Linked DNA regions of Homo sapiens: region 2 is linked to region 1. Evidence: read pairs that join two places in POLR2A ChIA-PET (ENCODE). Cell type or tissue: PC-9. All regions are shown on one strand. Links, peaks and the distances in the headings refer to the core of each region. The heading gives the core; the rest is flanking DNA. Region 1 overlaps JAZF1 (JAZF zinc finger 1). Region 2 overlaps JAZF1 (JAZF zinc finger 1).

What was found. ChIA-PET counts read pairs that join two places held together with the same protein. Peaks named below come from ENCODE experiments on the same cell type or tissue, not always from the same donor. Only the 100,000 strongest peaks of a DNase experiment are listed, where the experiment ranks them.
Region 2: POLR2A ChIA-PET joins it to region 1 with 12 read pairs; 4 of 35 experiments call an interaction of 5 or more read pairs at or near these places.

Annotation. Positions count from the first base shown.
Region 1 is chr7:27,936,890-27,947,427 of GRCh38, forward strand. The region is part of intron 2 of JAZF1 (JAZF zinc finger 1); the gene reads right to left. Among named protein-coding and RNA genes, the nearest start is that of TAX1BP1-AS1, 200 kb to the left of the region's middle. In PC-9, for the core only: no CTCF peak of the experiment used is centred there; no DNase peak of the experiment used is centred there.
Region 2 is chr7:27,884,883-27,895,420 of GRCh38, forward strand. JAZF1 (JAZF zinc finger 1) reads right to left here. Exons shown (of 5, transcript NM_175061.4): 3 at 10,338-10,534. Among named protein-coding and RNA genes, the nearest start is that of TAX1BP1-AS1, 150 kb to the left of the region's middle. In PC-9, for the core only: no CTCF peak of the experiment used is centred there; a DNase peak (open chromatin) is centred at 5,119; H3K4me3 peaks cover 492 bases; H3K27ac peaks cover 1,167 bases.

The DNA of each region.
Region 1 (10,538 bases), core at 1,454-9,453:
TAATCATAGCCAAATATTTGAAATCACAGACATGCTTGCTGACTCTAAGTTTAAGTATCCCATTACACAGCAAGTTAAATAGATGCTTGGGCTTTACAGTTTTAATGTTTAGTTTTGCTCTATTTGTTTCTCTAAATAAGCATTGTACTCATCCTTAGATTTTCTTGTGAGGCTTTGCCAACAGTGTTAGGTTTTTTCTCATGCACTTCTATTGCTTGGTGTCAACTAGAGTTGTCAAAGCCTTGCCAAATTTCCTTTCTTGGTATATATCTTACAAACCAAAGAGATTTGTGCATTATGAAGAGAGCTCTTATGTCCACAACATTTACGCCTCAAGCAAGCACATAGGCTTAATGTTTAAAAAGGACTCCACAAGCCTAACTCATATACAGGGTCTGAAACCTCCCCCTACCACTTACTAGCTCTGTGCACATTCTTTACCCTAGCTCTGCCTATTTTCTTTAATGGAAAATGGTGACCAGTATGAATAGCTCCTCCATCAGGCTGTTGTGAGGATTAAATGAAGTACATAGCAATCACTCAATAGAGGCGGTTGCCATTAGTATTGTTGAACTTTTGCCTTTAGGATGTTCCCATGACATCCTCTTATTCTGGTTTGCTTATAGATAACCAAAATATGATCCTCTCCTTTAAGAGCATATGTGCTAATTGAAAAATAAATAATTATTGACTCAAAAACACTCAAAAACCTGTAGAATAGGTTTACTGCTTATAAACAAGAAAAAAAATTAAGCAATCAGTGTTCCCTCTTGGTTTTATGGATGGATGTATAACAACAGAATCAATATGCTATGAAAAAGCTTTATATTCCATTAGGAAATCTTATACCTGAGTCAATAGAACTATCCATTTAAACCTGTTTTCTATCTCTTTCTTTGGAATTCAAAAGCAACATACCTTTCCATAAAAATGCAAACATCACAGGATTACTGATACTGTAAAAAAGGGAAATTCTTACAGTCCTATCCCAACAGCCACTGTCAGTTATTGGGAAATACTCCGGATTGCATTTTTTGGTGCATTTTCTTTAGCAACTTTTTTTTCTTCTTAAACTTAGCAATAGATCTTGGACATCTTTTCAGGTCAGTACATATAGATCTACCTCATGGTTTTAAACAGGATGGATACACTCAATTTACTGAACCAATCTCAAACTGAAGAATATTTTGGTTACTTCCATTTTTCTTTTTCTATCACAAACACTTTCATGGTCAAATTCTTAACAATTTCACAACCTGACCCAATCTCTATGTTTGAAAGGTTCTTCCAAGTTTCATGATTATCTATTGAAATGAATGGTAACATCCATCCTCAAATGAGCCCCGCTATTTTATGTCCTCTTCTCTTTAGAATCCTTAGGTTATATTGTATCCAGGAGCATGGTTTGTTTTGTTCTTAACTTTCCAACATTACCTCTTCCCTGGGAAAAACAAAACAACAAAAACAAAACACCAAAGCATCTGTGTCTATGTTACAATCCTCTGAAAATCTGTTTCTCTGTCCTGGCCCATTCATCTATTGACTAGCTCTTTGTCCTGTAGCGATTTCATGGAGGTCCAGGGCATATTAAACTCAGCTTCACACCTCACTGGTGCTACAGCCTTGGGCAAGGTACTTATCTCTGTGCCTCAGTTACCTCATGTGTGAAATGGGAATAATACAGTTGTGAGGATTGAATGAATACAATGCAAAGTGCTTCAAATGGTGCCTGGTAATAGCTATTCAGTAAGTAGCAGCCATTATTGTTAATAGTTGGTTGGTTGCTTTTAATGATTTTTTGAGATACGGTCTGGCTCTGTTGCCCAGGCTGGAGTGCAGTGGCATGATTATGGCTCACTGCAACCTCCACCTCCCAGGCTCAAGCAATTGTCCCACCTCAGCCTCCTGAATAGCTATTTTTTTTTTTTTTTTGTAGAAATGGAGTTTTGCCATGTTGCCCAGGCTGGTCTCAAACTCCTGAGTTCAAGCCATCTACCCACCTTGGTCTCCCAAAGTGCTGGAATTACAAATGTGAGCCACCATGGCTGGCCATAATGATTCTGTTTTAAAGAACTGAAAATACTGATTTCTGCCCCCTTCAGGGAGAATGGCTCTCACTTGTTTCCATGACTGATGCCGCTTTTGCCACCATCACTGTTTAGCAAGAAATCTGAAGCTTGGGCCATTTCTCTAAAACACCTTGTGTTGCAGAGCCAAGTAGCAGCTGGCCATGAGGTCTACGGAGCACAGAGCAAACCTTCCTGCTTCAAAATGATATGGTTAGAGGCTCATTACTTGGAGCTTTAGGAATGGTTTTGTTATCAGGAATTCTCTGCTTAAAATATCAAAACTCCTGGGAGAAAAAACCTTTAGTTATCTCACAGCTCAGCAAAGATGAACTGATAGTCAGCTAAGCTAAAATAGGTGGAAATCACAGCTGGGGGTGGGAAGGACTGAGTAGCAGGCTGAGAAGCAGCACTGTGGCAGGGGAGGCAACAGGACAGGAGGGAGGCCTTGCTTCCTTTGCAGGGTGTGGTTCCCAGGTCCTGCCATACCCCCAATACTCTGAGGGCCCCAAGCCAGTTTTAGAGGCCCCTGGATCTGGAGAGAAGGGGATGAGCTGTGTGTCCCTGGGGTGAGATGGCCCCTGTGCCCTGTCCCACCTGCCAGTTATCCATGGCCTCAGGCTTTTTTCCTTCTCCATGCCCCTTGGATGGCAACTTCAGCAATGAGCCAGTGTAGGGAAGAAATGGCTGTGGCCTCCTAGAGGGGGAAGACCCTGTATGTAAGGCCACAAGCCAAATGCGACCTTGCCATCAGCAACCCTAATGTGTTGCTTTTCTTGGGCACTCGCAATAGGGAGACTGGTTTTATAACACACTCACTCATGGTCTGTCTCTCCACTTCATGAGAAACCCCTTCAGAATTCAGATGGTTTTCACTCCTCGGTTCTCATCACGGGGTCTACACATGATGTTTATTGGGATGAACACATTGGAATCTGGGGCTCTGCTTTCCTCTTTGCATGTAAGTGACCCTGCCGCTTGCTAACAGTGGTTGAAAACCATTCCACGGCTGCCGTGGCCAGTGAGGAGGGTTCTGAGGACTGAGGCAGGCAGCAGGGCCAGACTGCAGGTGTTGGCCAGGAGCCCCGGCACAGCAGTGAGCAGCTCCCTGTCTTCTGGGAAGAAGAAACCCGGCTCCTGCCTGCTGCCCTCCTCTCACCTGCTCCCTACAGAGTGCTGCGCCAGCCCTGAGCATGCCCCCGGTACCATTCTCAGTGAGCCTGGAACACAAAGGCCTCTTCATGTTTAGTTTTGAGATAAGTTTCTTGGAAAGGCTGGTGAAGAAGGTGACACCTTTCTGCTCTCCTATCTTTCACAGGGCCGGGTCACGGCGGTGTGGTGGTGGGGGGTGCTCTCCCCGCCACCCCCCGTGATCAGCCTTACCCTGGCTCCTCCTGACTCTAGCTCCTTCATGCACCCTGTGACCCAGACTCACCTCACAGTCCTTCTGCCTCAGTGTAATGCATCTTATTCTACAGCCTGCATTTCCAATACACAGCACACACACATGCCCAGATGCCGTCTCAGCAGTCAGCCCGCATGGTTTCACAGAGAACGACTACAGGCACAATTAGGCATTGAACAAAAGCTCTCTGATGATGCTGCTGATTTGGCTGAAATCCCTCAAGTCTGATGACAGCACTGAGATGCCAACCAGTCCACGAGAACGACTGACTGCTGCATCTTGGGTGGGTGGCGTACTTGGGTGGAGGCGGCCTGGGTCTTGGGTCTCCGATCAGAAGGGGTTTACACCAGCGCAGCAGCCCTTAAAATTAATTTTCCATTAAAATCTAAGCCTCTCAGTCCAATAAACAAACTGCACATTTACTGTGGATTCTGTATCTGAACTTTTACACTGGTTTTGTCAACAAAATTTACTGTATTCATAAATACTAATGTTCTCACTTGGTTCCCTATCTTTAGTATACTGTAAATTATAAGCAAGTACATAAATGTCTTGGCCTGGTAATATAGTGGCCTGAAATGACTTCCTTTTTCCTTTAAAGATGTTGCATGTTTTAATGGTAGGTGTTTTTAATTAACTTGAAGTGCCATAAACTGCCCATGTATGAACAAAGACAAGTGAGTTGCATTAAATTAAAAGTGCAGTATCTGACTAATGTTAACAAATTAGGCACGCCTTCAAGATGCACAATTTCTGTTTGGAGTTGTCATTTTACTAATGCAGAGATACCAAAGCTCCTAGAATAGCTGCACCAAATGAGCCTTTCGAAATTAATATTTTTGGCAATCAATTAGGAATAAGATTTCAAGCTTTAAAAAGATTCCCACTCAGGCATCTCAACATAGCATCCCTTCCCTTTTTCCTTCATAAATGAGCTCAATTTGGGGATGTGATCTTTTTGCCAATATCAGTGCAAATTAGCACTGTAAATATTAAAATCAAATGTTACTACTTCGCCTAATTTTCTTTCAGCCTGCAGTTAATCTTTATTCAGCCTTAATGAGTATTTATTGTGTGACCCTGACAGCTTGCTACTGCTGTGATAAATTATCTGACTCAAGTCCGATTAAAAATGCAACCCTGAGTGCTAATTATCTCAACAGACCTGCTTAATAATAGCATTTCTTGTCAATTATGGAATCTCAGCATGGGTGTCAATAGCAACAAATGCACAGGCCTACCTTGGATGCTGACTTCCCATAAGCCCTTTTACTTGCCATATGTAAATCAGAGTGCTTCTGTACCTGTGATGACCTTTTATTAGCAAACTGTCAAAATGATAAAACTAGCCGTAGCAAAACCCTCACCACCATACAATTAGGGGCTACAGCTTAGGACAACAGGAGGGCAATCAGACACAGCTAATTATGATGCATCTTACTTGTGGCCTGTCCAGCAGGAAGAATGAGCTGTTTTGAAATTTATGCCAGCTTCAGCACGGCCCACAGGAGGGAAGCTGCTGGAAAGTGGGGTAAGGGGGAGGGGACAGGCAAGGAACTGCATATTTCTACAGTTTTTCCGGGAATCTGGAATCAGATCCGAGTTCAAATTTCAGCTCACTTATTTGCTGTGTGACGTTGAATAAATCACTTCATCAGAAAAATGGAGGCAACACCATTTCACCTCACTGGGGGCTGGGTGAGTGAGGGGAATGGAAGGTAACAAATGTAGAAACACCTAGCAGAGTGCTATCACATAGAAGGTGCTGAGCATCTGTTTACTTTCTTCCCATTTGCCTTTTCCTTTCCTAATGATCAAGATAACAGATAACAACAGCTAGAAGTACCATTTATGGAGCTCTTGCATGCACCTTGCACAATGTCTTATGCGCAGCCTTCCTCCTTCACCCCTGTGGTCAGAACTGATGAGAACACAGCAGAGCTGAAAGCTACCCTACCCAGATCATTTAGTGCAGTCTCCCCTTTGTAGGTACAAATGTCTTAAAGAATTCAAAAGCAAAGACGACTCTCTTCTCAAAGGGTTACCTGAGTCAAACATTTTGCAACCTGCCTTGGTAATAGCAAATGGAGTAGCATTTATTTAACTGAGCATTTACTACGTGCCAGTCACCATGGGGAGTGCTTCACTTTGTTTAATCCACACAGCATCCCTATGAGGTGGCTACTCTTAGCATATTCCCTCTGGAGATGAGGAAAGAAGAGAAGAAAGGTTAAACGACTTGTGCAACATCCACAACTTGTAAGTTTCAGAGCCCAGGCCTGAGTTGAGAGCCAAAACACCCACTTCTCAAAACAGAGGGGACACCACAATACGTTTTAATTACCTCCACAATGCTTTTAGTAGAAAAGGACAGGGTGATACCGGCCTGAAAATGTTCCCCACACCGTTATGTGGCACTCTAATTATAAGGAACAATCAACAATAAGTGCCTTTTTGGCTCTCTGCTGTGACAAACTGCAAAGGCAGCAGGGCAGGAGGCAGGTCTGAAACATAAGCCTTGGCCTTTGCATGGGGCAAGGGGTGCTGGGAGTGAAGTAAGATGAGGCGCTATTTGGTCACATGACCTCAAGCGTGATCAGCCTTGAGTGGTAATTTATGGGGCACAAACCTCCTCTGGCTTAATCCAGAGAGGCTTCTTTTTCATGACGAAACAAATTCTGTCACATCGATGCGTTCCTGCCTCACCTGCCTGCCCTTCCTAGGCCAACCTGACAAGAACCCGGAATACAGCAGGGTTCTGAGCATAACTGGAGGCAACATCCTCAGATACAGTTCTGAATTTTCCCAGAATAGAAGGGGACTGTCTCAAGTGAACCCCTATTAAAACACAGATGTTCACATCCCCTACATCCGGACTGCCTGGCCTATGCAGACAGAACAGGGAATCCATCCTGTTCTGTAAGGAGCCAAATAGCATTTCCCTGGTGGCCACACCCAGGTTGTGATAAGGCTCAGGGTCGTGGGAAACAATGCAGAGGAAAGGAGGGTAGTGTAGACGCCTCCGCTGCTAGCTGGAGGCCGCGCACTGGATGGCTAATGAGGCCCAGATGCGGGTCTCTCACAGACTGATCCGGGGAGATGTGAGAAAGGAATGCGATCATTTCCGTCTGAAATAACGTGCTCCCTCTTCCCCGACACCTCGGGCCCACTTCATTACTTCCTCCACAGATGATCTCAAATTAGGAAGCCAATCCTTCCCCTCGATATGATGCCAAGTTAGTGCCACGAGGGTGTAAATCAAGTGTTTCATAAACACTGTGTGGGCTAATTTCTTTCCAGGGGTACTCAAGTCAGTCATCTCCCTCTCATGAGCATTCGCTGCTTTCCCATAAAGTGAGCATGCCTGTGCTTTCTTTGATGAGTGATGCTAATTGTCATTTGGGGTGAGCTACAAAGCTCTTTCTCTAGAGCATTAGCTGAAAGTTAATGCATTCCACAGAGATATCTGGGGGCCCAGTTTTCAACATCCTGATGCTTCTCATCACCTTATTCTGTCAAGGTAAACCCAGATTTCAGCTGGGAATAAAGCCTTGTGGGTTTAAGTCTGTCTCCTGATTTTCATACTTTCTTTGATTCCTATGACACAAAGCAATGTTGATAGGAAATTATTTTGTACCACACTTCCCTCCTTGGCGTGTCCTTCAACAGCCATTCAAATTCCACCTAAGTTTCACAGGAACTATGGAAACATATCCTCTACAGATGGGCTTAGCATGAAAGTTATTGCCCCACTGTGCAGAGCCCAGTGGTCTGACATTATTTACCTCCCTCTGAACACTACTACAAAAGGAACTACATCTTGCCGAACCCTTTAGCAACAAGGAACATAATACATGTGCCCAGTGTGCTGTTAGATGCATATCTGTAGTCTCTGTATTTCAAATTGTTCTATGCATGAGTCCAGTGCAAGAAAAAGTGTGGCTCAAAGGCTGTGTCTACAGCGCATAAGGTTTTAATGGCCTTCGCTTGCTTGCAGACCAATCCCTTAATTTTCCGGTTATCCAACCATTTGCCATTTGGCTTCCTATTTTGAAGAATATGCTTGTTGACACATTTTACTGAAAAATCAAGTAACCTGAAATACAAACTGTGACTTTAGTGGTAGATTATTTGTTTTGTAGGTGGGTGCCCAATTTGAGCAGCTATTATCTACTTTTTTCATTTTATAATGTTGACCAAATCTTAAAAAAAATTTTATTTCAGTCTGGGTCTCAGGCCAACAAAATAGTCCCTTGAACTTGACTGAAACATATGGATGTGAGATTTCATTTATTGTTTTTGGTAAAGTCATGTTCCTCCAGAAATTGTGCAGGGGTCACATGAGAATCTTGGGTGCTGCCACTTGCCTGAAGCTGTTTCCACTAGCAACGATCTTCCTAAAAACACATGTCAGCAGTTAGCAATCCAGGAGTATGACTGAAGCCAGCCCTAGGGAGCTTCATTTCTATTTTGGAGACTCACTGGCCTTCCAAGGGACAGAAAAAAAAAATTGGATCATTTGGCTTTGCAGGAAACCCCTTGCCTAATTTCTATTTCTCTAAGCCACACCCTTTCCGGAACGCTGTCATCTGCTACGGTGTGACTGGTAATACATTTCGGAGTTCGAGAAATAATCCTTGACACCTCCCCACTATGCATTATCATCTTAAAACTATCACAAGACCCACAGGAAAACAGTTCTTCTATCTAGGATCTTTGGAAAAGTGATCGAGAACTCACTTTGGTACCTCTGGGGATACTGAAGTAAAAAAATTTTTTTTTAAAAAAATCTTGTTTCAGGGCCGGGGTTTAAGCACACCGCTGTTGGACACACTGTTAGAAAAGAAAGTAAATCCAGAAGCCGTGATTTCAAGCAGAATTGAGTGTGGGTGTTGGCTTTATGCGGCATTATGACAGCTAGCCTGTAAGATGTCCAGGGAAGCCCAGCGGGGCAAGCCATGCCCAGCACCAATTCCCTGGACTAGGAAAAGCTCTGCTGATCATCCCCCTGAGCTTCTGTGTAGCACCTCCCGATTCCTGACCTTGGTGTGGGCCAGCAGGGTCCTCTGCACCTCTTCTTAACCCAGGCCTTGTGTGTCCCTAAAATCAGATCTTTTCAGTTCTTCCTCCTCCCCTTCTCTCAAAGTTACTATCACTTCCCACACCCAGGTCAAGTTACACCTGTCCGTTTTTTACGGTTGATTTTCTCCAGACCAGCAAGCAACACATATCAAGGGTTGTGGTTCATCACCATGCCCTTGCTGGGAGTTCTCAGAACCAGCTGCATCGGCATTGCCTGGGCACTTGTTAGGCAGAATCCTAGACTCCACCCCAGACCTATGGGATTTGTATGCACTTTAAGTTTAAGAAGCACTGGTCTGGAAATGACAGGTCTTTCTTGAAAGCAACTTATTTCTGAGAGTTCATGAGTGATCTAGAATTCTGGGCCAATTCACAGAATATTGACAACCATGGCTGCCTTCTAAAATCTCCCAGGTGAAGTCTTCATCCTGCAGACAGAATGATTTATGATAATTTGACTTACAATTTTTTGACTTTATGATGGCGCAAAAGTAATACACATTCAATAGAAACAGTACTTTGAGTACATACAACCATTTTGTTTTTCACTTTCAGTACAGTAGTCAATAAATTATTTAATCCTCTACTATAAAATAGGGTTTGTGTGAGTTGATTTTACTAGAATAAAGGCTAATATAAGTGTTTTGAGGATGTTTAAGGCCAGCTAGGCTAAGCTATGATGTTTGTTTGGTAGGTTAGGTGTATTAAAAGCCTTTTTAACTTAATGTATTTTTAACTTATGATGGGTTTATCAGGACATAACTTCATTATAAATCCAGGAACATCTGTATTTGGATATCCAGGAGATATGTTTAAATCTGTAGTAAATTTGTTTAGTTTAAAAGGGAAATTAAATGTTCTGGTTACCACACACACCAAATAAAGATATGTAATTTTTGAAGAATTAACCTAAAGAAGATCTATCTAATACGCAATCTGAAGGCACTTTGAAATCTTGTAGTGTCTCATATTTAGCACCAGCTGACAAAGGCTGGGGATAAAACAGCCTTTGTTTTAACTGAAATTCTCCTGGAAAAAACATCCGAGAGTCTCCATGATTCCCCCAATGACCAACTGATTTTCCTTGAAGTTTTGGAGTACTCAGTATTCACAGGGTTGTGAGTGGCTTCCAAAAATAGATTTCTGGGCTGCATGTCATCCCTAATAGAGCAGAACTGTCAGATGTTGGGGTAGGGATTTGTGGTTTTAAATCTCCCTAGTGACTGCAGAAGGACCATAAGTGGGAGCAATTATTCTAGGCCACTGAGGGGCTCCAAAGGTGGCTTCTGTCTTATGTTGTAGCTGTAACCTCAATCACAAACACAGATTTATACACAGAGATTTTGATGACATAGAGTTCTGAATCCAAAGGTGAGGAAGGGTTTTGTTGTCTACGTGTCAGTCCTTGAACTTGTGTCTACATGTTTAGTAAACTACGGTGGTCTTTTATTCCACTGAGGACAGAATATCACTGTAATATGTAAATATATGCTACTGCCCTAAAGAAAAAAAAGAATGCAAAATGTTCTGAGTAGCTACGCTATGCCCACTGCATTCAATCAGAAATGGTCCTGAAGTTTTTGTTTTCAAGCAAACTTGGCTGAAGTCTAGATCATTTTATAGTGGAATCACAAAGCAATTTGTTTTTCCTCTCACAAAGCAATTTGTTTTTCCTCTCTGAGGTGAAAATATAAAGCCTCCTGTTACTTATGCCATGACATCTAAAAAGCAGATGATATTATACATTTTCATTGTCGTCAAGAGTCTACGTTTTTGTTCCTTTCTAGCAGATTATTTAATTACTCTGCCAAAGGATGCTCATAATGTCATGTTTGCAAAACAGCTTTAAATGCTTTCAAATACTTCCAAGATTAAAATAACTGCTGAGTTATTTTGCTTTCTGTGGACAGTTCAATTTCATCTCTGAATATACTCTTTTTCTGATGGATTTATAACTACTACACAATAGTAGCCATCCATAAAGA
Region 2 (10,538 bases), core at 936-8,935, 53 kb before region 1:
ATCACTCAGCTCTGTGGCCCCGAGGAACCTATATCACACCTCTGTCAGTTTCACTCTCTCTGCCGGGCGGAGGGATAATGAGATCTGCTCCCCTCTCCCCTCAGAGCAGGTTTGAGGACATTCTCTGCTCTGCACAGGAAGGAGGGGAGGGAGTTTCAGAGACACTATAGTCAAAACTCCCCCGGTTCTAAAGACTTTGAGATGCCCTTTACATGGCCCCCTGACCTTGATTTAAATATTACCAGTGGGATGTTCAATTCTACACACCTTAAAGGGAATCTGAAATGTAAAAGTACCCCAAATTGGATAGCACAAAGGGGTGTCCCCCCATTCCCAACTGTGATGATGGCTGGGCCTATGTGGGCACATCCTTCAACAAGAAAGGGGACAGAGCTCCTTCACCAGTGTGTTCACCTGCTGGAAACATCCAGTGCTCTGTTTCTTAGTACTCTGAGTCTCCACATTTAAAAGGGTTATTGCTACCTTTACTAAAATAACAACCAGGATATAAAAATTGGTCAACTTGCTCCATCTTCACTTCTGCCACCCCTGGCTATAAAATGATAATCTTAAATGCTTCTGTGTTAATAACAACAGTGTCATTTCCCCCCATTTCTAAATTGGGTTGTCCTTTCATTGTTGAATTGTAGGAGTTCCGTACGTATTCTAGATATGAGGCCTTTATCAGACACATGGCTTGCAAATATTTTCACCTATTCTGATTGTTGTCGCAATTTCTTGATAGTGTCCTTTAAAGCACACACTTCTTTAGTGTTGCCGAAGTCCAACTTCCATTTTTTTTTTCCTTTGGTCCCACAGACACTTTAGATATAGTGTTTGTATCCATTCTGACAAGAAAATGACCCCATCTCCTTCCTGAAAATTTATCCATGTCCAGAGCAGTCATTAGCAAATACCACCTGTAATGCACATTCCTGGAATCAGCCTTCTCTGAGGTTAGTGCAGACCAAAAATAAACATGCACAAGCAGCCCTCGCCAGGGCTGGTGAAATATTGTCTGCCCAAAAAGGCTGGATTCAGCTTAGAGCAAAAAATGTTTTGATTTACATGTGCTATATAGCTATTTCTAGAAGCCCTAACTAACCTGACAACATAAGCCATTTCCACCATTGACAGTCAACACTTCCTGAACACATGGGGCTTATTTACTAATGCAGGGTATCTTGAAAGCAGAGCGGGGATATTCCTATGCTGATTTATTTTCTGAACTGGTGGTTTAAGTAGAATCAGTGTAAACACAGCAGTTGTTCCTGGCCCTATCCTTATTTTATTAATCCTCACAGTAAAGTAAACACTGCCTCCATTACACAGATGAGGAAACTGAGGCTTGAGAAGGTTTAAGTCCATCTGTCTCTCAAGCAGCAGAACCAAGAATTGGATCGAGACCCCTTTGGTGTCAAGGACTCTTAGCACTTTACTTCTGTGCTCCCAGAGTTCTGGAGGGTCTCCCAGAAAACTCTAGATTTGCATACCACCTTTAGTCAACACATCCAGGTCTGCTCACTAATTCCCTAACCTGACACATTCCATAATCATGGACTATAAAATTGTTTGCCCAAATCACTTTCCCTATGATCTCACCTTATTCCAACTCCTTTGGAACTTACATTTGCCTTGCAATTATCTATGACATTTTATGGGTGTGAATATACATCTTTTAATTGCATTGAAACAGCGTAGAATGACCCCATGTGTATCTCTATATTGTCTTATTAATCATCTGTGCTAATGTAGCCCATGTGTGTATACATCATGTTCATTAGTTGTCTGTTCCACAAGCATATGTTGCCTGCTTCTATTAAGGGATGTAAGTTCTAAACCACAAAGGCTATGCCTTATGCTTTTCTGTATCCCCAATACTTGGCACAGTGCCTTATAACAAGATAGATGCTCAGATAAATGTTCATTGCAGCACTATTCACGATAGCAAAGACATGGAATCAACCCAGATGCCCATCAATGATAGACTGGATAAAGAAAATGTGGTACGTATACACCATGGCATACTATGCAGCCATAAAAAAGAATGAGATCATGTACTTTGCAGGGACTTGAATGGAGCTGGAGGCCATCATCCTTAGGAAGCTAACACAGGAACAGAAAACCAAATACTGCATGTTCTTACTTATAAGTGGGAGCCAAATGATGAGAAAGAGCTAAATGATGAGAATACATGGACACATACGGGAAATTATACATACTGGGGCCTTTCGGAGGGTGGAGGGTAAAGGGTGGGAGGAGGGAGAGGATCAGGAAAAATAATTAATGGGTACTAGGGTTAATACCTGGGCGATGAAATAATCTGGACAATAAACCCCCATGACACAAGTTTACCTATATAAGAAACCTGCATTTGTACCCTGGACTTAAAATAAAAGTTAATAATACTTGCCTTGTGTCCCATCAAGTATTAACAAGGATCAAATTAGATGGTGAATGTGAATGCTGTTGTGCACTATAAGGTTAGAAAAAGATCTATTATGATTACAGATCACCACTGATTTGTATTTATTTATTTATTTATTTATTTGAGATGAAGTATCACTCTGTTACCCAGCCTGGAGTGCAGTGGAGCAATCTTGGCTCACTACAACCTCTGCCTCCCAGGTCCAACTGATTCTCATGCCTCAGCCTCCCAAGTAGCTGGGATTACAGGTGCGCACCAACATGCCTGGCTAATTTTTGTATTTTTAGTAGAGATGGGGTTTTGCCATGTTTGCCAGGCTGGTCTCGAACTCCTGACCTCAGGGGATCTGTCCGTCTTGGACTCCCAAAGTGCTGGGATTACAGGCGTGAACCACTGTGCCTGGCCAATTTGATTGTTTTCTTCAAGTCAAAAAAATGTTTTGTTTGGGAAGGTTTTTTTCTAAGTGGTATAGCTGTGGAAAAACAAATAAAATCCTATTTCCTTGTTGCCATCCTCACTCCAACATTTTCAGTAGCAAGAAGAGATTAAAAATAAGTGGCTGCAGAAGATGCTGGGGAAGCAGAATTAGCCATAAGACTCGACCATGACACTCAGGCAGAGGAATAAAGGTTTTTACTAGTCAATCAAAAAGGAAGAGGAAGAGACAAGGATTAGAACAGAGTAGTATATAAACAAGCAAATAAACTGTAGGCCAGGAAAGGGTCTTTCAGTGACCTACAGAACACAGGCGGAGAATATAGCAACATCTTCTCATTCTCCAGCTACAAAAGCGGGTATTTATGTGAAAAGGGAAATGTAAATCAGATCAATACGAAGATTTTAGGGAACGTTGCTTAGGTATCATGCAGACATCCAACTCTTTAGGGAGAATTTGTTAGAAAAACCAAATCACAGCCTCAGGAATTCATATCACAAAATTCAGTCAGGCTGAAGAATTTCACCTTTCTCCCCTCATTTTCCACTATTAAACAGAATAGTATTTCTCTCTCTGAGATTTTTCCTTCCATTTTGTTCTTTTCTTTTGCGTAGGTGGGAGATGTATGTTAGTTTATACTTTATTTTGGTTATCTTTTTTCTGTCTGGGATTTTTTGTCCTTACTAAGCCTATTTAAGTTTATTTTGCTTTCTAACAATAAAGGCATGAGGGAAGAGCTCACCTCAACTCCATTCAGATAGAGCTTCTAAATGCCAAGCAAAATTCTATCAGTCCTGTAAGTCTGTATTGCAGAGAAATGTCCACCCCAAGGGAAAAATACTATATTATTTAAAATAATTTGCTGTGTATTAATAACTCCTGAAATTTTCAATAACTTTATAATCTGAACAATTTATTGTAAAAGCCATAAAGAAATGTTTCTTAAAAGGCCATACCAAGATACACAGGAATATGAAGTAAAATAAAACAATGCAGAAGCTTAAATTTTATATTAAGAATCTAAACAAGAAAACCTAAAAATTGGTTTAATTTCCTTGGGTGCCTTTCTCTGGTTTAATACTTGAATTTTCCCCCCCAGAGTGCGCCAAAATATATATACAAATATTTTCCAGGAGTAACTATGCGATGCTATTAGAACCAGAAACCCAGCCAGCTCTTTCCATGGCTTCTCCATTAAGACATGAGTGAGCATCTGTCAGTCCCACTGGATTCATCCCGGAGGTCAAGGAAACGGATTACAGTAATCTTTCTCCAGACAACGTGGAATATGTTCAAAATTCAAGCTAGAAGGCACATAGATACTACAATGAGATGGGCCATGTTTTAAAACAGTGGTTTCTTAACTCTGGTTGTAGAACTACCCACCCAAAAGAGCTTTTAAAAACTCCCAATGCCCAAGCCCCACCCACCAGCTGAATCAGAGTGGCTGTGGGTGGAGCCCAGGCAGAGGTAGATTAAAATTTTTTCCAGGTGATTTCAACGTTCATCCTGATCGAAAATCACTGTTTTCAGAGGTTCAATGGGGAAATATGGGGGGAGGGGGGAGAAATTACTTTCTTAACTAAGCTGTAGGCAATAATAACCAAGACAACCTGCTCTCTAATGATGGATGCAAAAGCAAAAAGGCCTTTGCTATAGGATGATCCCACGTCAAAGGTCAATTAATTTGATGGAAAGAGATCCATTCAACTCTTTTTAGGGCCAGTAATTCTATATCTTCCAATCATATGTCCTAAGTTGTTTTAATTATAAAAAGAAAGACAAACTCATTTTAGAAAATATGGGAAAAGAAAAAGAAGAAAATAATATTCATCTTCCTATCATATTAAGGTAGTTAACCATGGTTAACTTCTCTTAAATAAAAGATAAAATTGAGATCATGGGCCAGGTGCGGTGGCTCACGCCTGTAATCCCAGCACCTTGGGAGGCTGAGGCAGGAGGATCACTAGAGGTCAGGAGTTCAAGACCAGCCTGGCCAATATGGCAAAAACCCACCTCTACTAAAAATACAAAAATTAGCTGGGTGGTGTTGATGCGCACCTGTATTCCCAGCTACTTGGGAGGCAGAGGTCAGAGAATCTCTTGAACCTGAAAGGTGGAGGTTGCAGTGAGCTGAGATCACACCACTGCACTCCAGCCTGAGTGATAGAGTGAGACTTTCTCTCAAAAAAAAAAAAAAAATTGAGATCATATTGCTTATGCAGTTTTGAAACTGGATTTTCTCGTGTAACAAGATAATTGTGGTTAGTGCCTACAAAGCAGTCCATTGCTTGAAATGGTCATTATTTATTTATTGGTGATTGACTTTAGGTTTATTTGCAGACACATGGATCCACGATTCCTTGACCTACAAACTAAGTAAGATTAATCTGGTAAATACTGAAAGGAAAAAACAGTGGTATAATGGTAAAGTGGGGCAGGGAAGGTCCTGATATGTAGCATTTGCCAATGTCACTGGTGTAAATACTCCCACCATGGCTGATTTCAAGGTAACAGTTTAGCAAACAGCTTGCAAACCTGATTATTTAACAACCGGCTATCTGGAGTCAGCTGACCCTTAGAGAAACCCTGGCTGAATGAAACTGTTAAGTCCTTCTGTTATGACATGCTGTTTGAATGGTAGAGCTGTGTGAAAATGAAAGTTACAGTGAATGAAGTCAAACCAAGGTTTCAGTAACTTAACATATTTTGAGTTTGGAGGTGTCAAGTTCACACACAGTGTGGATGGTATAATAAAGTTTAAAAAAAGTATTAATGTAATAATAATGAATGTGGATAGAAAGTGTGGGTATACTGGAAAGAGCTTATTCTTTGAATAGACAGACATGGATGTGTCAAGTTAACCTTAGTAAGCCTCTATTTCTTATCTGTACATGGGAATAATAATGTCTCAGTGAGGCTGGTGTTAAGATTAAATACAATGTCATACATAAAGAATACAGTAAGCACACACAGCAAACACTCCACAAGTGCTACTTGCCTTTCCCTCTAAGTAATTGTACTTTAGATGTTACTACTTTTTTTTTTTTTTTTTTTTTTTGAGATGAAGTCTTGCTCTGTCACCCAGGCTGTAGTGCAGTGGTGCAATCTCGGCTCACCGCAACCTCCACCTCCCAGGTTCAAGCAATTCTCCTGCCTCAACCTCCCAAGTAGCTGGGATTACAGGCGTGAGCCACCACACTTGGCAAATCTTTATATTTTTGGTAGAGATGGGGTTTCACCATGTTGGCCAGGCTCATCTCGAACTCCTGACCTCAAGTGATTCGCCTGCCTCTGCCTCCCAAAGTGCTGGGATTACAGGCGTGAGCGACCGTGCCTGGCCCATGTTACTACTTTTAAAAGGAGAAGGGTATGAATTATCTTAACACTTTATTTTCAGATAATTTAATCACATTTATTTTTCAATTCCATTTCTCTATTATGTAAACCAGGGGTTGGAAAACTGTGGCCTATGGGCCAACTCTGGCCTGTTTTTGTACATAAAGTTTTAGAAAAACTTTTAATAAAACACAACATGCCCATTAATTTAGGTGGTTCTATAGCTGCTTGCACATTACAATGGCAAAGTTGAGTAGCTGAAACAGAGACCCTGTGGCCTGCAAAGCATATTTACTATATGGACCTTTATAGAAAAAGTTTGCTGATCTATGATTTAAACTATTCTAAGCTTTTCTTAAATGAATACTTTTTCTATATATTAAAAGAAAAAAAGACAAGGATAGGAAAGGAAAACAATGAGAGAAAAAGATTCTTCTAGGATGTAAAAATGGCAAAACAGGCCATATATGGTGGCCCCTGCCTGTAATCACAGAGTTTTGGGAGGCAGAGGCAGGAGGATTGCTTGAGGCCAAGAGTTCAAGACCAGCCTGGGCAACATAGCAAGACCTCATCTCTACAAAAAAAGTCAAAAAATTAAGTGGGCATTGTGGCATGTGCCTGTAGTCCCAGCTACACAGGAGGCTGACGTGAGCTACACAGGAGGCTGAGCCCAGGAGTTTGAGGCTGCAGTGAGCTATGATAGCATCACTGCACTCCAGCCTAGGTGATAGAGTGATACAGTAAGACCCTGTTTCAAACAGAAAAGAAAAAAAATTGCAAAACAAACATTGATTCCAACTATACCTAAGAAATACTCGAAACTTTAGGATAAAGCTGAGCTCTAATTCAGTATTGTCAAGAAAGTATACCTTAAAGAACATTTTATAAATGAAGTTCCTACAAGATGACTATTACTTCTGAAGTGGGAATGCACCATGAATATAGAACTTGCAAGAGTGAATTTAAGGGGTAGAAATGTGGAATTTTATAACCTGGCAATGAAAGTGACTGAAACCACATTAGTCAGGCAAAATAAGCTGATCTCTCTAACTACAGGTAAAATAACATTCCAAACATTGAAAAATGTACACAATCAAAATTGTACGTGGTAGGGGTTTAAGAAACCATTTCCCCTGCTAATTTTTGATGTTTACATGGAATGTTCTTACAGCAGCAAATAACTTACCAATAATCTTGACAGACTGAAAATGATACATCTTTACCACAACATAAATTAATTCTCTCAATGGGAAATTGCTAAAATAGGCAAGGTGTCAGAAAGATTTCTTTATGTCTGAAGGAAGGGAAATGATTCCATTTCTTCCAAACATTCTTACATGAAAAATAATAAACTCTCACTTTTAAACTGTCTTTATTTTCATGGGGTCCTAGGCACCCGTCACTAATTGGGGCAGTCACAGTTATCTGGGGTTGGACATGAGTCAGTCCATATTACTTCAGGTATAAAACACAGCCAATGGGAAACTGTTCCCATAATTCATATTATATGTGAATAAGTATCATAGCAATACCCAGAAAAGAGGATTGCGGAATTACACTACACTCTCTTTCATTCCTTAGATTTACAACATAAATGTTACAAAAAGATCCTGGAAAGTCAATCTTCACAAAATAAAATATAAGGGAAACATGGTGGTCTATTCAAGGAAATGGACAAATGCCTAACACAAATGAACTGGTTTGTCCTCTAGAAGCATGACCTTGATTCTGTTCCTAAAATACAAAGTTGAAAACCCCAGATGAAAGAAATGAACATTTATTGAGCACTGTGTTATACATGTGCTATCACATTTAACTTTGACAAAAAATCTATATAATGGGTATTAGTGACTTGCCCAAGGTGACACCATTTGTAAAGAAAGAAGTTAAGGCAGCAACTCTGGTTTATCTCCCATACCTAATCTGTCTTCAAAATGTTCAATCCTGATTGAACACACGGTGTCTGTCAACCATGAGTCCCCTGAGATGCCCCATAAAGAAAGAGGTCCCCTAATCAGAGCAACTAAGTTTGGGAAATTTACTAAATCCTCCCCTTGGAGACTAACAGTGCATATTAAAGCCCCGAATTAAAGAAATCCATTTAACTTTGTCTAACTCATCATCTCCCCAAACTTACTAGGAAATCCCTTTTCCCCAACTAGTATTTTGTGAAGTTAGTATTCTGAAACACACTTTGCACAATGGAAAATGGATGACAGAGAAATACGTAAACTGTCAGAGAAGATAATTTTAATCATGGCTAAGGAGATGATGGTGTGGTTACAAGTGGGTTCTCTTTGCTCTTCGATTCAACCAAAATTTTGAATAAGACCCCCAGTGCCCTAGTCCCCGCCTACCTCCTCAGTCTCATCTTACACTCGGGCCACCTGGCCTTTCAGTAATGGGGACCTGCCAGGCTGTCCCCCTCCATGGAGCCTTTGCAGAATGTTCCCTTTGTGACATTGCTCCCCCTTTCCTCTTTACTTAGTTGACTCCTATTTATCTTTCAAAGGAAGCCTTTCCTGACTGGGTCAAACTTCTCTCCGGATGCCCTCCTATCACAGAATTCTATATAGCACTTGTCATGATTACAGGGTTATATTTATTTGCGTATTGATTTGATTAGTGACGGTCTATACTCCCACTGGGGGAAGAGAGCTATTTCTCTGTTTCTCAGACAGCACAAACATGCGGACCTCTTCCACCATCTCTATTCACTCCTGCCCAAGGAGGAACAGTGACTTAATGAAGCATGAACTAGGGAAGAAGGGCTGGGCACGCTCTGCTCAGGGTCCAGAGTGCGCTCTGGTCAGCTACCACCCTGGGGTAAGCTGAGAAGTGCACTTTGGGAAATAAATTGAATTCTGGGAAGACATACTAGGAAGCCCAATTGTTACAGATCCAAGCTCCATTCTGTGGTTTAGCTTTATGTAATAATACAGTTGATATTTTGTTCTTCGTCTATGACTGCTATTTTACTTTTTAATCATTTCCACACTTGGGAGAGGAAGACAAGAGTGATCTTGTTTGGCCCCTAGAATGCCAATATCCTCCAACAGGTGTAAGCTCCTGAGGTCAGGGCAGGGGGCCTCTCTCTGCTCACCTCAGTAGCTCAGTTTCTGGCACTTGTGAGGCATTCAAAATGCCATTTCGCCCAGGCTGGTCTTGAAATCCTGGCCTCAGGTGATCCTCCTGCCTCAGCCTCCCAAAGTGCTGTGATTATACATGTGAGCCACAGCACCCAGCTGAAGTTCTAGTTTCTTGAGACATGTAAGTCTACCAAGGTTTTCTTACTAATATTTTCTTTTAAACAACTGAACTTTGTCTTCAGATTATTATAGGCTAATCCTAATGTGGAACTGAGGATAAAGTTTTGAGCAGAGTTGATCCAAATCAATGAAGATGGTACCCTTAAAAGGACAGAAGCCTCTTTAAGGCGAGGACCTGGAGGAGAGCAGATGAGAGTGCTGGAGTAGTGCACATCCACATGTGTGTCAGGGAGACTGACGGGAAAGAGAAGGCAAATAGGAGAGATGGACTGGGAAAAATAAAATGGATTACTTGATTGGTGAATAGGTGGGTATAAAGAAGCAAATGAAAAAGCTAAATTGAAGGGCAAGTTTCCACTATCTATAGAAAAAGCTGGAGAAGACAAGGACTCCCCCTTCTTCTCAAGGTGTTGTAAAAACAATGAAGTCTCCTTGGAAGAAAAATTATATCTAAATTTCTCCAAGACTGCTTAATAAATTATGTTTTCTCTAAAGGATACAATTATTTTAACTGTTTTACAAGAGAAAACGTTCATAATATATTTAGTTGTAAATCGGGTGATGAAATATGTATTACAGAGCCCATTAAAAATGTTGTGTAGATGGGTATGCATGGTAAAAATGGGAAATATATTGACAAAAAATCTACAAAACCATTATCACATGCATATTAACAATAATCTATAAATATTTCTTCAATAATAAATTAAAGAATTTATCAATATGTAGACTAGTGAAAGGATCAACGATGTGGTGGGTCTGTGTCGTCATCTGTCCCCAGCCCCTTTCTGCCCCCAGCACATCACACACACTTTCTCTTTCTCCCCTCTCCTCCTTCTCAAGGCGGTAGGGCCAGGCCACTCACCTGTCGGAGTGCTGCTGCGGAATGAAGAGGAGGGGGTGATGGGTGGGGTCACGGGGGGAGTAAGGCTTCCACTGCTGTGGCGTGGGGGAGTGGACACATTCCCTCGAGACACTGAGCTGGACAGAGTCAGCGAGAGCTTCGGCTGAATCTTCTTCTTTAGGGACTCCTGCTCTCGGCGGGCAGCATCTGTCATGAATCTGA